Linked DNA regions of Homo sapiens: regions 1 and 3 are each linked to region 2. Evidence: chromatin contacts called from ENCODE Hi-C data. All regions are on one chromosome and are shown on one strand. The core of a region is the stretch at or near the end of the contact, and the rest is flanking DNA. Distances in the headings are between cores, read along the strand shown. Region 1 has its middle 93 kb from the start of LINC02628. Region 2 overlaps NRP1 (neuropilin 1). Region 3 has its middle 59 kb from the start of LINC02628.

Region 1 (4,464 bases), core at 1,303-3,802, 310 kb after region 2:
TTAATTCAATGTGACACTATCTACCTGGAAATGGTGTCAGACCCCACAGGTTAAGGGCTCAGTCTCACAATGCTTCCCCAACTTTAGACACCAATTGCAAGGTTAGTACATTGTCGCCTGTGCTTCTGACTAACCGTCTATAAATCGGGGGTCCTACTACTCCCTCCATGGGTTTAATTTGCTAGCATGGCTCACAGCACTCAGGGAAACACACTTACTTATGTTCACCAGTTTGTTATAAAGGATATTACACAGGATACAGATAAACAGCTGAGGAAGAGATGGATACCGTGAGTTATGGGGGTGCACAACTTCCACCCCGTCTCTGGGGCTCCACCCTCCCAGTACCTCCCTGTATTCAGCCACTGGAAACTCACCAAATCTTGTTGTTCAAGTTTTTGTGAAGCTTGATTTCTATTTGCCCCCCACCAACCCACCAGCTATCAGTAGGTGGGGCTGACAGCTCCAACCTTCTAATCCTCTAATCACCTTGTCTTTCTGTTGACTGGCTCCATACAGAGACTATCTAGGGGTGTCACCCTACGTAATCTCTTTACCATAAACTCAGAAAGTGATCAAGTGGCTTCATTATAAATAACAAAAATAGTCCTATCACTCAGAAGATTCCAGGGGTTTTAGGAACCCCATGTCAGGAACTGGGAACAAAGACCAAACATATTTCGTATAATACCCCAATGACCATTACCAATTGTCATAGCCATCCAAGGATACAGATGTATTTCATAAATAGTCCTCTTAGTGTGGCTTAGGGATAAAAGTTTGTAGACACCTGCTCCAAACTTTGAACATTGAATTTAAGGTTGGCCAACCTCAGGCACTCTGGTGTGTTATTTATAAATAATAATTCTTCACCCCCCTCGTCCTCTTATCTGTCATATGAAGAGCCCATGGGAACCCTTAGCATCAGGAATCCAACTAATTTCCATTTGATGGGAGGATACAGCTGGACTTCCTACCCCCATACTGACATTCCTACTTGGCAGAGGCGTGACACTACCCTTATTTAGGATTCAAGAAACTTGCTATTTAAGATTTAGGAAAAATTCCTTTCTTCCAGGGACATTTCTCTTGAACATGTTTTGTTTCACATGTAATTTAGTGGTCACCTAGGGGCCAAAGAAAAACAGAGACTTTTGTCTATTTGTTTATTTCTTAAGGCTATCATGAAAGAAAATCCACGAATAACTTGAGCTGTCAATGGAAACCTTTTTTTAGGACTAGATCTCTCCTTCACATTTAGGTAGTGACTGGGACATTTATGGAAGAAAAATAAATAATAATAATAATTATTATGATAGCTTATCATTGTTCAGCCTTTGTTCTGTGCCAAAGATACAGATGATCTCATCTCATTCTTACAACAACCATGTGAAATTGGTGCTATGATTAATTTCAGTTTCACAGAAACTGAGGCCAGTGAGGTTAAGAAACTTCCTAAAATCACACGCAGCTAGTTAGTGTTGCAAAATCTGAACCCAAGCAATATGTCTCAGTAGCATGTGCCCTCTAGTATATATGTGTATATATATGTATAGGATAAAAGGATTCATACTTTTGTAGCAGGTATAAATCTTAGTCTATAAACTCAGATGCTTTATTTTCCATAAATCAATGTAATATCCTCTCTAAGCCCTTTTCCCACTGGGCTGGAGGAAATAAAAGCTTGACCATTCTTGAGGTTTCTCTATCACCATCTTCAGCAGATTTGAGCAGGGCTTGGGGATCTGCCTGACATGTCAAGATATTGGATAGACTAGGCCCCTCTGTTTGATGCCTGTTGAGAGGCACATTGTCCCTGGCCACGTGATAATCTCTGTTCTGTGGGCTTCTGTACCAAGCTTGGGACCAAGAGTCTTGGGGCACTTCCCCAGGTGTATCACACACTCACCTTCCCTGAGGTCCCGCCATGGCCTCAGGGAGCAGGAGCAGATCCTCATACTCTTGGACTAGGGAATTTTTTTTTCTTTTTTTTTTTTTTTTGAGACAGTCTCATTCTGTTGCCCAGGCTGGAGTGCAGTGGCGCAATCTCGACTCACTGCAACCTCCACCTCCCAAGTTCAAGTGATCCTCCTACCTGAGCCTCCAGAGTAGCTGAGCCTCCAGAGTAGCTGGGAGTACAGGCATGCGCCACCACGCCTGGCTAACTTTTGTATTTTTAATAGTGACGGGGATTCACCATGTTGGCCAGGCTAGTCTTGAACTACTGACCTGAGGTGATTCACCTGCCTTGGCCTCCCAAATTTCTGGGATTACAGGCGTGAGCCACTGTGTCTGGCCTGGACTAGGGAAATCTTAATTGCTCTGAGAAAATGCAATCTCCTCTTCTTTCCTCCCTCCCTCCTTCTCTGTCTTTTACTCTCTCTTCTCTCCCCGTGAGAGAGCTGCACTTTGCACTCTTTCTTAAGCCACCGATCTTCTCAATGGACTCAGAATTTTGACAGCTTTTACAGTAGGGAACCCTACCACAGCACGGACCTTGATACCTCTTTGAACAGGCGAAGGTCAAGGCAAAACACAGAGTGAAAGCTTCAATAAATATTTCAAAACACACTCTTGCCACATCACCTTTCGCTTATTTTTACAATATGCTGCACGCTTACTCACTCTCACACTCACAAACATAACTGCACAAACATCATTTCCCATTCTTTTGATGTTTAAATACTTTCCTTCTCCTATCAGATGAAGTTTATATTATCTAGGCTTTGTCTCTGACAATTCTGATGTTGTTGTTATGGAAATATGTCAAGACATTTCTTTGTAAAAATTCCCAATGAGGCTGGGCACAGTGGCTCACACTTGTAATCCCACCACTTTGGGAAGCTGAGGTAGGAGGATCACTTGAGTCCAGGAATCAAGACCAGCCTGGGCAACATTGTAAGACCCCATCTTTACAAATAATAGTAATAATAATTAGCTGGGCATGGAGTGCATGCCTGTAGTCCCAGCTACCCAGGAGGCTGAGGTGGGAGGATGGCTTGAGCTTGGGAAGTTGAGGGTGCAGTGAGCTGTGATCATGCCACTGTGCTCTAGCCCAGGTGACACAGTGAGATTCTATCTAAAAAAAATTTTCCAATAAACTTTACATTATAGTGATGCCCCTGTGGTTGTGGGCAATGTATAAATGATTTGACTAATTTTTTCCCATATGTCAATTCAACCCTCAATATTTTCCAAATTTATCTTAGAATTTATATTTAAATTTATGAATTATCTTGAAAGACCTGATTGTTTGGAATCTACCCTCATCTATTCTACTTATTTGAATCTTTAGAAAGATTATTAAAGGAATATTTAAGTGTGTTGTTTCATGGAAATTAGGAATACCGAGTTATAATGTAAATATATTCATTCAGAAACTGGGGTGGGGGTCGGGGGGGAAGTCCTCAGGGAAGATACAGTATTCACTATTGACGTTGGTTTAATATTGCTTTGTACAGTTGTTTAATATGTACGTTGTTTGTATTTTATCTTGTATATATCTCTCCACCACACATTAATCCTTGGACTGTTAGTACATACAGAACACATGTCGGGATGCTTTCTCAGTGGACCTCATCTTCAGGGATCATTTTATTTCCACAGTTTAGTGCCTCCTTACTAGAATAGAGAACTCCATAATTTTTTCTAAAGATTCTATCAGTCTTGATCCAATGTGCTAGGTGATAAATGACTGAACGCTGGCCCCGGAGGGGAAGTTAGCAATGAGTCATGCTGTCTCCTAGTAACCAGTCAGTAAATAGCTTCCAGCAAATATTTTAAACCTCAAAGCACACTTACCTTTGGTATTATCCTTAGACAGACTATCCTCATCTATATCTGCACTCTCATCTCTCTTTCAGAACTTCTAAGAAAGGAGAAAAAGTGGGATCGGGTTTGCATATGACGTCACCCCCTTGAAAACCCACATGAAAACATTCCTACCCCAGGGAGTCTGTCTCAACAAACCTTTTCCTTGATTTGTTTCTCTGTATTTTGCTTGCCCTCAAATGTTATGAAGCCATGTATACTCCACGTAATTTTCATTTGTTTGTTTCTAGATAGGCCCTTCTATGTAACTATTCAATGAGTCCATACTGATGTGTGATTTCAGAGTTTAGCATGGAGGTCAGCACACGATCAGAACAGAAAGCGACACTCAAGCACCCTGCTCACACATCCCACCAATGACACTGTTTCAGACTAATTAATTTACATGTGTAAAGGTTATTTAAAACATAAATCCTCCCTAAGTGAGAGGTGGGAAAGGGGAGAATTAAGCCTATTAATCTTGTTCACCTTATCCCCACGTAAGACTGTTTTCTTTAGACATTTAGGGTCAGACTCTGTAGCATGGGAGTCCTTATTAGGGATATGGAAAAAAACACGAGAGTTCGTTTTGGAGCATGGAACATCAAAAGATGTGTCTATGTAAATGAATGCAAAAGGCTACTTTAGATGGAC
Region 2 (4,103 bases), core at 805-3,304:
TCAAGGGTCGGGAGAGAGCAAGCATTGTGAATTGTTTCTTTAGTTGTAAAATAAACGAGGGGACATAATATATGCTTGGACTTGTTTGAAAATAATTCAGAGTCAGGGATGACAGACATAAATTAAGTTTCCTATGATCTGATAATTGTTGAAGCAGGGTCGTGCACATAGAGAATTCATTCTACTATTTCTTTTCCATTTGTGAATATGTTTGAAATTGCCCAAAATAAGAAGTTCAGAAAAAGTATAAGATGAGGCTAGTTGCGGTGCCTCACACCTATAATCCCAGCACTTTGGGAAGCTGAGGTGGGTGGATCACAAGGTCAGGAGTTCGAGACCAGCCCGGCCAATGTGGTGAAATCCCGTCTCTACTAAAAATACAAAAAATTAGCTGGGTGTGGTGGTGTATGCCTGTAATCCCAGGTACTTGGGAGGCTGAGGCAAGAGAATCGTGTGAAGCCAGGAGGCGGAGGTTGCAGTGAGTGGAGCTAGTGCCACTGCATTCCAGCCCGGGCAACAGTGTGAGACTCCATTTCAAAAAAAAAAAAAAAAAAAAAAAGGATAAGATGAATGCTAATTCATAGATCCTTGCCCAATTTGCTGTTTTCAAGGAGGCCAATCAGTGGCCAACTTCAAGGGGCATTACTATGATTTGCCCTATGCTTCTCGCTACTAGGGAAAGAGACATTGTTAATTCTAGAAAATAATAGCACATGTGAACGCCTGTAGTAATTCCTACCCGCCCTAAATTCACAGACATTAGAAACCCTCCCAGTAACACAGCCTCGGAATCAAAGAGAATCTGCAAAGCCATGCAGCCGAAGTGAACTCTGTGATACCTGTGTGATCCTGAATGGGTCCCGTCTTGCTGGTCAACACACTCCACTTGAGCTGCACGTGATTGTCATGTTCCCAGTGGCAGAAGGTCTTGTGAGAGCCCCAGCCAAATTCACAGTTAAAACCATATGTTGGAAACTCTTCAGTGGGTGGGAAGTAAAAATAAGAGACAAGCAAAGAAAGGCAAATTTGATCATTTAGGGTCACAAAGGCCCTTGGTTCACTCATGGAAAGCACGATTTATACAACTTTATGTCTGTTTGAAAATTCCAGGAAAGCCAGGATTACCAAGAAACCAAAAGATGCATGGAGATGTCAAAATGTTTGCAAAACCACATTTAGTAATTTCTTTAAAAATCCAGCTTTAAAAGGATTATGGACTGCCTGTCAAATTGGGTTTACATAAAATCTCCAGGAAGGCTATTTTCTAAAGCACGTGTATTACATTTGCTGCACTCTCCCCATTTCCACAGTATTTAATATGAAAGCCATTCTGTTCTTGAGGATAAATCATATAAGTTGATACCCACCAATGAAAAGAATCTTAATTAGAGATTGACCCATGAAGCCTCAAAAGTGGAAAGTAACTTGGCGAAATGCCTCACCCAGGAGGTTTTCTCTATTTCCACCTCACCAGTTCATGCTTCAGGTCTTTAATGTCAGGGTTAGAATCTCTTAAGCATTTTAGGATTATTTTTTTTTCTTCCATGCCTTCTATAAGGTCGATTAATTTAAGTATAAATTTCTGCTTTTTTAATTTCTAAATTTACATATAAATTGTTCACCCGGCTTAAAACCTCAATGTAAGGTCATCTAAATCCAAAGCCCATTTCAATAGCTACCCGTTTTTACTTCTCTTTTCTTTTTTTTAATGTTCAAAAGGCTTCCTTAGGAATCTGAAAAGACAGCGTGAATGAATTCACGGGAATGACTTGCCTTGTGTGTGCCCTACAAGGTGCTGTTGGACTATGGTGTTTTTAAAACCCACAGCCTGACATTTTACACAGCCTCTTTTTGAAAGGAGCTTAACTTTTAAGTATGGGAAAAATGAAATCATTGCTACTTATTCCAAGTATGACTGTTGTTTTGGTAAACATAAGCTAACAATAAAAAAAATTCTAAAGATGAAATTCTCGGGCTTCTGCCCCCTCCTTTCGTCCTCCTATAAAGAACGAAGCCCGCAGATGCAGCTGTTTTCTCCAGTGACGAAGGGCCTTTAGGCTTGTCACTGACTTTAGGCAGTCCACGAGGTGGCAGCATTGAAACAAACAGGAAGGCGCCTGGGGCATCTGGACCGTTGAACTTAAAAATAAGCCTCAAAAGAATCCCTATGAACAATAAGGGAAGTCTGGTATTAGATGCTGTATTAGGGTCAGGCCAAGACCTTATCTCATTTTGAGCTTCTTTAACTTGCTTGTGTTTATTAACAAAGTATCTCGCCTTCTGCTCTGAGCCTTGTCTCCATGGCCCCTCCCCCAATGGCAGGAGGAATTTTAATGGGAAGATTTATTGAATAGATAAGAATGATTTACTTTGCATTTTTAGTTTATAAGGAACCCTTTTCTAGAGCTAATGTCAAATTTTGGAAGGAATCCACCATAAAAACTGTCCAAATGGAGCAGTTTGGATTCTCCCAATGATAATGTGACCTCCCAAAGGGTAGACAGAGCCAGTTTGGGAAAGTAAACTAGTAAGCTATGTGATGTGTAAAATGTGAGTACTTTCATTTAGTGCAAACAGGCTATATTTCACAGCTGTAGTGTCATCGGAGAGATATATTTCATGTCTAGTCTATCATAGCCATGAAATAGGACTTCTTAAGGCATGGGAAACCCTCTCCAAAATTTACCACTCTTTTCCGCAGCAAGATTGAATTATGTAGATGAAGTACAGTCAACTGAACGGTGACTGAATGATTGAGCAACCTTGGATGCCAACGCCCATGACCCTGAAATGTACTGTTGCATAATCTCATGTTAGAAAATGTTAATATTGGAACATGTTAATGTGTGTGTGGTTTTGATTTTTCTCCTTAAATGTACTTTATAAAACATGCACATTCAGGATAAAGAAAGCCACCCCAGCACACACAGTTCTGCCTGTATTTACTTTGTTAATACATTACATTTATTGTTTATAGAACAGAAAATGACATCATCCATTCTTTTGGCTCTTCATATTCTGATGATACCATAAAATGTAGGAACTTGGATATTTTTGAAATGACCAGGACATGGAACCGCTTTGCCTGAAAAAATGTTTCAGGCACTTCTCGCTTCAGAGAATGACAGTCTGCCTTTACCTTCCAATGTCCTTCCCCATCCTGTACATTTAACCAGGTGAACCGCTCTAAGTTTTTGTATTTTACTGCTCTTTTATCTTCTTGTCTTGATCATGTAACTTGTGGCAATTTGGTTATTTAAAGGATATGTTTTTAGATCAATGCCTTTTGTTGGGGAGGGTTATGGAGTGAGAGGTTCAATGTGGAAACTTCCAGCCTGGCTAGAAAGACAAACACACAAACCACCCATAAACATTTATAGAAAGGGAAAAGAAAGAGAGAAGGACAGAGGAAAGGAGAAAGGGAGAGAGAAAAGGAGAGAAAAAAGCAAATTAATGAATGAAACAAACATATAGGACTACTGACGTTTACGTTTTCAAAATATTACCCAAGCCCTGGCGGGGCACACAACTCTCATTAAATTCAATGGGGGTAATCCAGCTAAATCCCTTCTTGACTCTTAAAAATAGCAGGAAACAATATTCTGAACTTAAAACAAATTTACAGCCTCTGAGAGCAAGTACCAGCTGTGCTTGCCCAACCCATCTTGCCTGAAGTTGGATCATTAGCACCATATGTATGCATAAGGATTTAATTTTTATATCTGGTATTCCAAACTTCTATAGAGCAGTTTAACTCACTTGTTCATAGACTAGTCTTTCAGTCTAAACAAGCAGAGGTGCTCAGGCCCATACAATCGTAGGTGATGAATATACTCCGAACTGCTGCAGGAATGCTGGAGGAGCCTCAGAGGGTTAGAGCTCTCGCCAGAGAGAGCTAGATTAAAAATGTAAGGATCCCATCACTTGCTGGCAGAGCATTAACCAGCTTTTATGCATCTGATTACATAAAAGTATATAAATATTATATGCCCATGGAGTTTATTATATTGATGAGAATCAGCAAGATGAAATAGTAAGACTCTGAGTTGAGTCTATAATAGCAAAATGGAATTATGATGAAGGTTTTGAGGTCTCATTGACTG
Region 3 (3,982 bases), core at 1,456-3,955, 350 kb after region 2:
CAAATTTGAGTTGATTGACAATTAAAACACAAAATTTGTAAGATGCAGCTAAAGAACTGCCTAGAGTGAAGTTTATCATTGTCAATGCCTTACTAGAAAGAAAAAAAGCTTAACATTAATAGTCAAGTTTCCATGTTCGTTAGGAAAAAAAAGAAGAGCAAGTTAAAACTGAAAGTAAATAGAATTAAAATTTAAAAACAGAACTCAATGGAATCAAGTCAAACAATAAAAAATATTAACAATGCCAAAAGTCATTTTTTTAAAAGGTCAACAAAACTGATACTCCTAGCAGAACTAATCAAGATATTGCCAATAATGGGATTTTAAAAAGAAGGAAGTCTTACTACAGATCCTACAATCATTACAAGGACAATAAAGTAACATGATGGCAAATTTGTATAAACAAACTTGCGAATTTAGAAGAAATGGACAAATTGCTTGATAACACCACTTACCAAAACTGATTCAAAAAGATATAGAGTATCTGAATTGTCCTGTATCTATCAGAGGAATTGAATTTCTATTAAAAATTTTTCCCCACAAAGATACATCTATACTCAGATGATGTCATTGGTGAGTTCAAACTTTGAAGTAAGGAATAATGCAAAACTTGGCCAAAGGCAGTGGCTCATGCCTGTAATCCCAGCACTTTTGGAGGCGGAGGCGGGAGGATCACCCACGGTCAGGAGTTCAAGACCAGCCTGGCCAACATGGTGAAACCCTGTCTTTACTAAAAATACAAAAAATTAGCTGGGCATGGTGACGTGTGCCTGTAATCTCAGCTACTTGGGAGGCTGAGATGGGAGAATTGCTTGAACCCAAGAGGCAGAGGTTGCAGTAAGTTGAGATCGTGCCACTGCACTCCAGCCTGGGAGACACAGCAAGACTCTGTCACACACACACACACACACACACACACACACACAAAAGAATAATGCAAAACTTAACACAAACTCAGAAAGTAAAAGAGGAAGGCACACCTTCCAACTAATTTTAAAAGATTAGAATAACCCTGGCACAAAAACCTGACAAAGAGATTATAAGAAAAGAAATTTATAAAACAATATTCCTCATGATCATAGATTTTAAAAACCTCTCTTCTAAAATATTGGTAAAGTGAATTCAACAATGTATAAATAGAATGACTGTCATGACCAAATGGAGTTAATCCCAGGGATGCAGTTTCTGTTCAGCATTAAAAATTAATATGTGGATCCTCTGCATTCAGTTAAGAGATGTAAAGGGTCAGAAAGAGCCTTATTCCCAGCCTCCCAGCCTTACAATAAGAAAATGAAAGCTTAATCAAGTGAAAATTAGTGACCTTTCTTGAATTCATTAGAGATCTGACATGGCAGGGAAAGAACCTAAAATCTGGGGAGAGGCCAGGACCTACAAGGTGCAACAGGACTCAGGCATTTGCTTACCTAGGGCAGATGCCATTGCATGCTGTATAATTTGGAAAGGAGATTCAGCTTAGAAATTGTAATGAACTGCTCCAGGTCACATATGGATGTGGAGCCACCGGGTCCCAGAGATAGAAATATTTGCATCCTCTTGCAGTCCTGTCTTCCAAGGGTATGATGAGACACTCAAAGAGAAGATAGGGAAGACTCCTAAGAAAGTTTTCCTAATTGTGCTGACTTGGGGGAGGGAATAGTAGCTACTCCCGAAACACTTCCCAGACCCATCTCCCATATCTCCCCTATGGAACAAAAATCTTAAACTACAGGGCAAAAAATGATAACAATTGTCAGTTTAGGGCACTGGCGAAAATCCATTGAAATTGCAGGAAAGGAAGAGAAAAAATTAAACTCTACTCTGAGGGTGGCAGCCCAGGACTACAGCTGGTACAAGCTTAAATCCACAGTGACTGCCTCATTTTAAGGCTTGGTGAGAGAATACACCCCTTCCGGCTCTCCCTACCACCATGCTAACAAGTGTTGAGTAAAAGTAACCTACAGCTGAGATTGCTGCAAAAGACAGATTCTCTCTAGGAAACAATACAGAAGGAAGACCCTAAGGTAAGAAGGGAGTAGATACTGAGGGGGAAGAAAAACTAGGAAACAGTGCAGAAGGAAGAACTCTAAGGTAAGAAGGGAGTAAACACTGAGGGGGAAGAAAAACCCTCTGGCAAATTAGCTCACATCCTAAACACAAGGTATTGCTAGAGGAATTTGAGGCTATGGTGCACTGAAAATAATCACGATAGTCCTCCCTTATCCATGGGGGATATGTTCCAAGACCACCAGTGAATGCCTGAAACCTCAAATTGTGCCAAACCTGATTGCTGTCAGTGGGAATATGTCTCTGTTTATGTCTTCCACCCACAAATTTAGTGCCTTTCCCATCTTTATAAGCCTTTATCATGGACTATGGTTGTAACTTTTGCAGTTTGAGGTGCAACAGCAAAACTAGTACAAATTTCGTTTTTCTTCTTTACAATTTCATGGATAGAAGATTCATTCTTACCATAGATCTTAGCAACCTCAGCATATAATTTTCATTATTTATTAAGTTGAGAACTTTCACATTTTCACTTAAAGGAAACGCTTTATAATTTCCCTTTGGCATATTCTAATTGCCAGCATCATTACTGTGGTACTTGGGACTATTATCAACTAAAATAAGGGTTACTTAACACAAGCTCTGTGATACCATGACAGTCACAGTTGATCTGATAACCGAGTTGGCCATTGAGTGACTAATGGTGATTGGTGTTTATAGCATGGAGATACTGGACAAAGGAATGATTCACATCCTGGGCAGGATGGAGTAGGATGGCACAAAATTTCATCACACTACTCAGAATGACATGCAATTTAAAACTTATACATTATTTCTGAAATCTTCCATTTAACATTTTTGGGTCACAATTGATTACAGTTAACTAAAACCATGGAAAGTGAAACTGGATAAGGGAAAACTATGTTATGGCAACAACAAACCTCAAACCCAGATCAACTCCTGACTATATTAACACAAAACCTTCCACTAAAGGCCTGGCAGCAAGAAAGACATGTATCTTTGTCCTTTGCAACATGCCCAACTTTCAACCAAAAAAAATGTATGAGACATAGGAAAAGGCAAAGAAAACCCACAGTCTGAAGAGACAAAGCAATCATATACAACCATCACAACTAAGATATGACACATACATGGACCTATCAAACACAGGATTTAAAATGACTGTGATTAATATGGTAAAAATGCTAATGGAGAAGATAGAAAACATGCAAGTTCAGCTAGATAATTTCAACAGAAAGATGGAAACTATAAAAAAGAATAATATGAAAATACTAAAAAACAAAAACACAGTAAAAGAGCTGAAGATTGTCTTTGAGGGACTCAACAGTAGACTTGACAGCCACAGAAGGAATCAGTGAACTGGATAGAGATCAATAGAAATTCTGCAAACTAAAGTACAAAAAAAAGAAGAGTAGAGGAGAAAATCCCCACAACACAGTATCCAGGAGTGTTACACCATATCTAATTGTCTAAAATGTACATAATTGAAATCCCCAAAGAATAAGTGAAAGAGAATGAGACTGAAGAAACATTTGAAGAAATAATAGCAGAAGATTTTCCAAGCTAATAACAAACACCAAAGTATAGATCCAAGAAGCTCAGAGAACACCAAGAAGGATAAATATAAAAACAAACACACAATAAGATCATCCAGGCATATCATATTCAGACTGCTGAAAATCAAAGACAAGAAAATCATGAAGGCAGGCACCCTCTCCCTCAGAGGTACATTACCTACAGAGGAACAAGGATAAGAATATATCGCACTTCTCATCAGAAACAAGTCAGCCAGAAAATAACGGCTTACTATTTTATTTTTAAAGTTCTGAAAGAAACTATCAACCCAGAATTCTATATCCAGAGAAATTAATAAAATATAAAGACTTTCTCCAGCTAACAAAAACTAAGAGAATGAATGCATTGGTAGCAGATTATCTTATAAGAAATGTTAAAGGAA

The links. Hi-C counts contacts between places; a loop is a spot of excess contacts on that map. Pooled maps may share reads with other maps.
Region 1: a map of HepG2 shows a loop between it and region 2 (6-fold over the local background). The contact joins two enhancer-like sites. A Hi-C loop is called at or near these places in 4 of 168 maps with a recorded cell type or tissue (CD8-positive, alpha-beta T cell, Caco-2 and HepG2) and 1 of 50 pooled maps.
Region 3: a map of CD4-positive, alpha-beta memory T cell shows a loop between it and region 2 (5-fold over the local background). The contact joins two enhancer-like sites. A Hi-C loop is called at or near these places in 2 of 168 maps with a recorded cell type or tissue (CD4-positive, alpha-beta memory T cell and naive thymus-derived CD4-positive, alpha-beta T cell) and 7 of 50 pooled maps.

The regions. Positions count from the first base shown.
Region 1 is chr10:33,505,604-33,510,067 of GRCh38, forward strand. No RefSeq gene overlaps it. Among named protein-coding and RNA genes, the nearest start is that of LINC02628, 93 kb to the right of the region's middle. Within about 2 kb of position 2,553, at least 8 of the 41 ENCODE cell types and tissues checked have a DNase peak (open chromatin) inside an H3K27ac peak, as active enhancers do.
Region 2 is chr10:33,191,442-33,195,544 of GRCh38, forward strand. NRP1 (neuropilin 1) reads right to left here. Exons shown (of 17, transcript NM_003873.7): 13 at 840-977. Among named protein-coding and RNA genes, the nearest start is that of IATPR, 77 kb to the left of the region's middle. Within about 2 kb of position 2,055, at least 17 of the 41 ENCODE cell types and tissues checked have a DNase peak (open chromatin) inside an H3K27ac peak, as active enhancers do.
Region 3 is chr10:33,540,211-33,544,192 of GRCh38, forward strand. No RefSeq gene overlaps it. Among named protein-coding and RNA genes, the nearest start is that of LINC02628, 59 kb to the right of the region's middle. Within about 2 kb of position 2,706, at least 2 of the 41 ENCODE cell types and tissues checked have a DNase peak (open chromatin) inside an H3K27ac peak, as active enhancers do.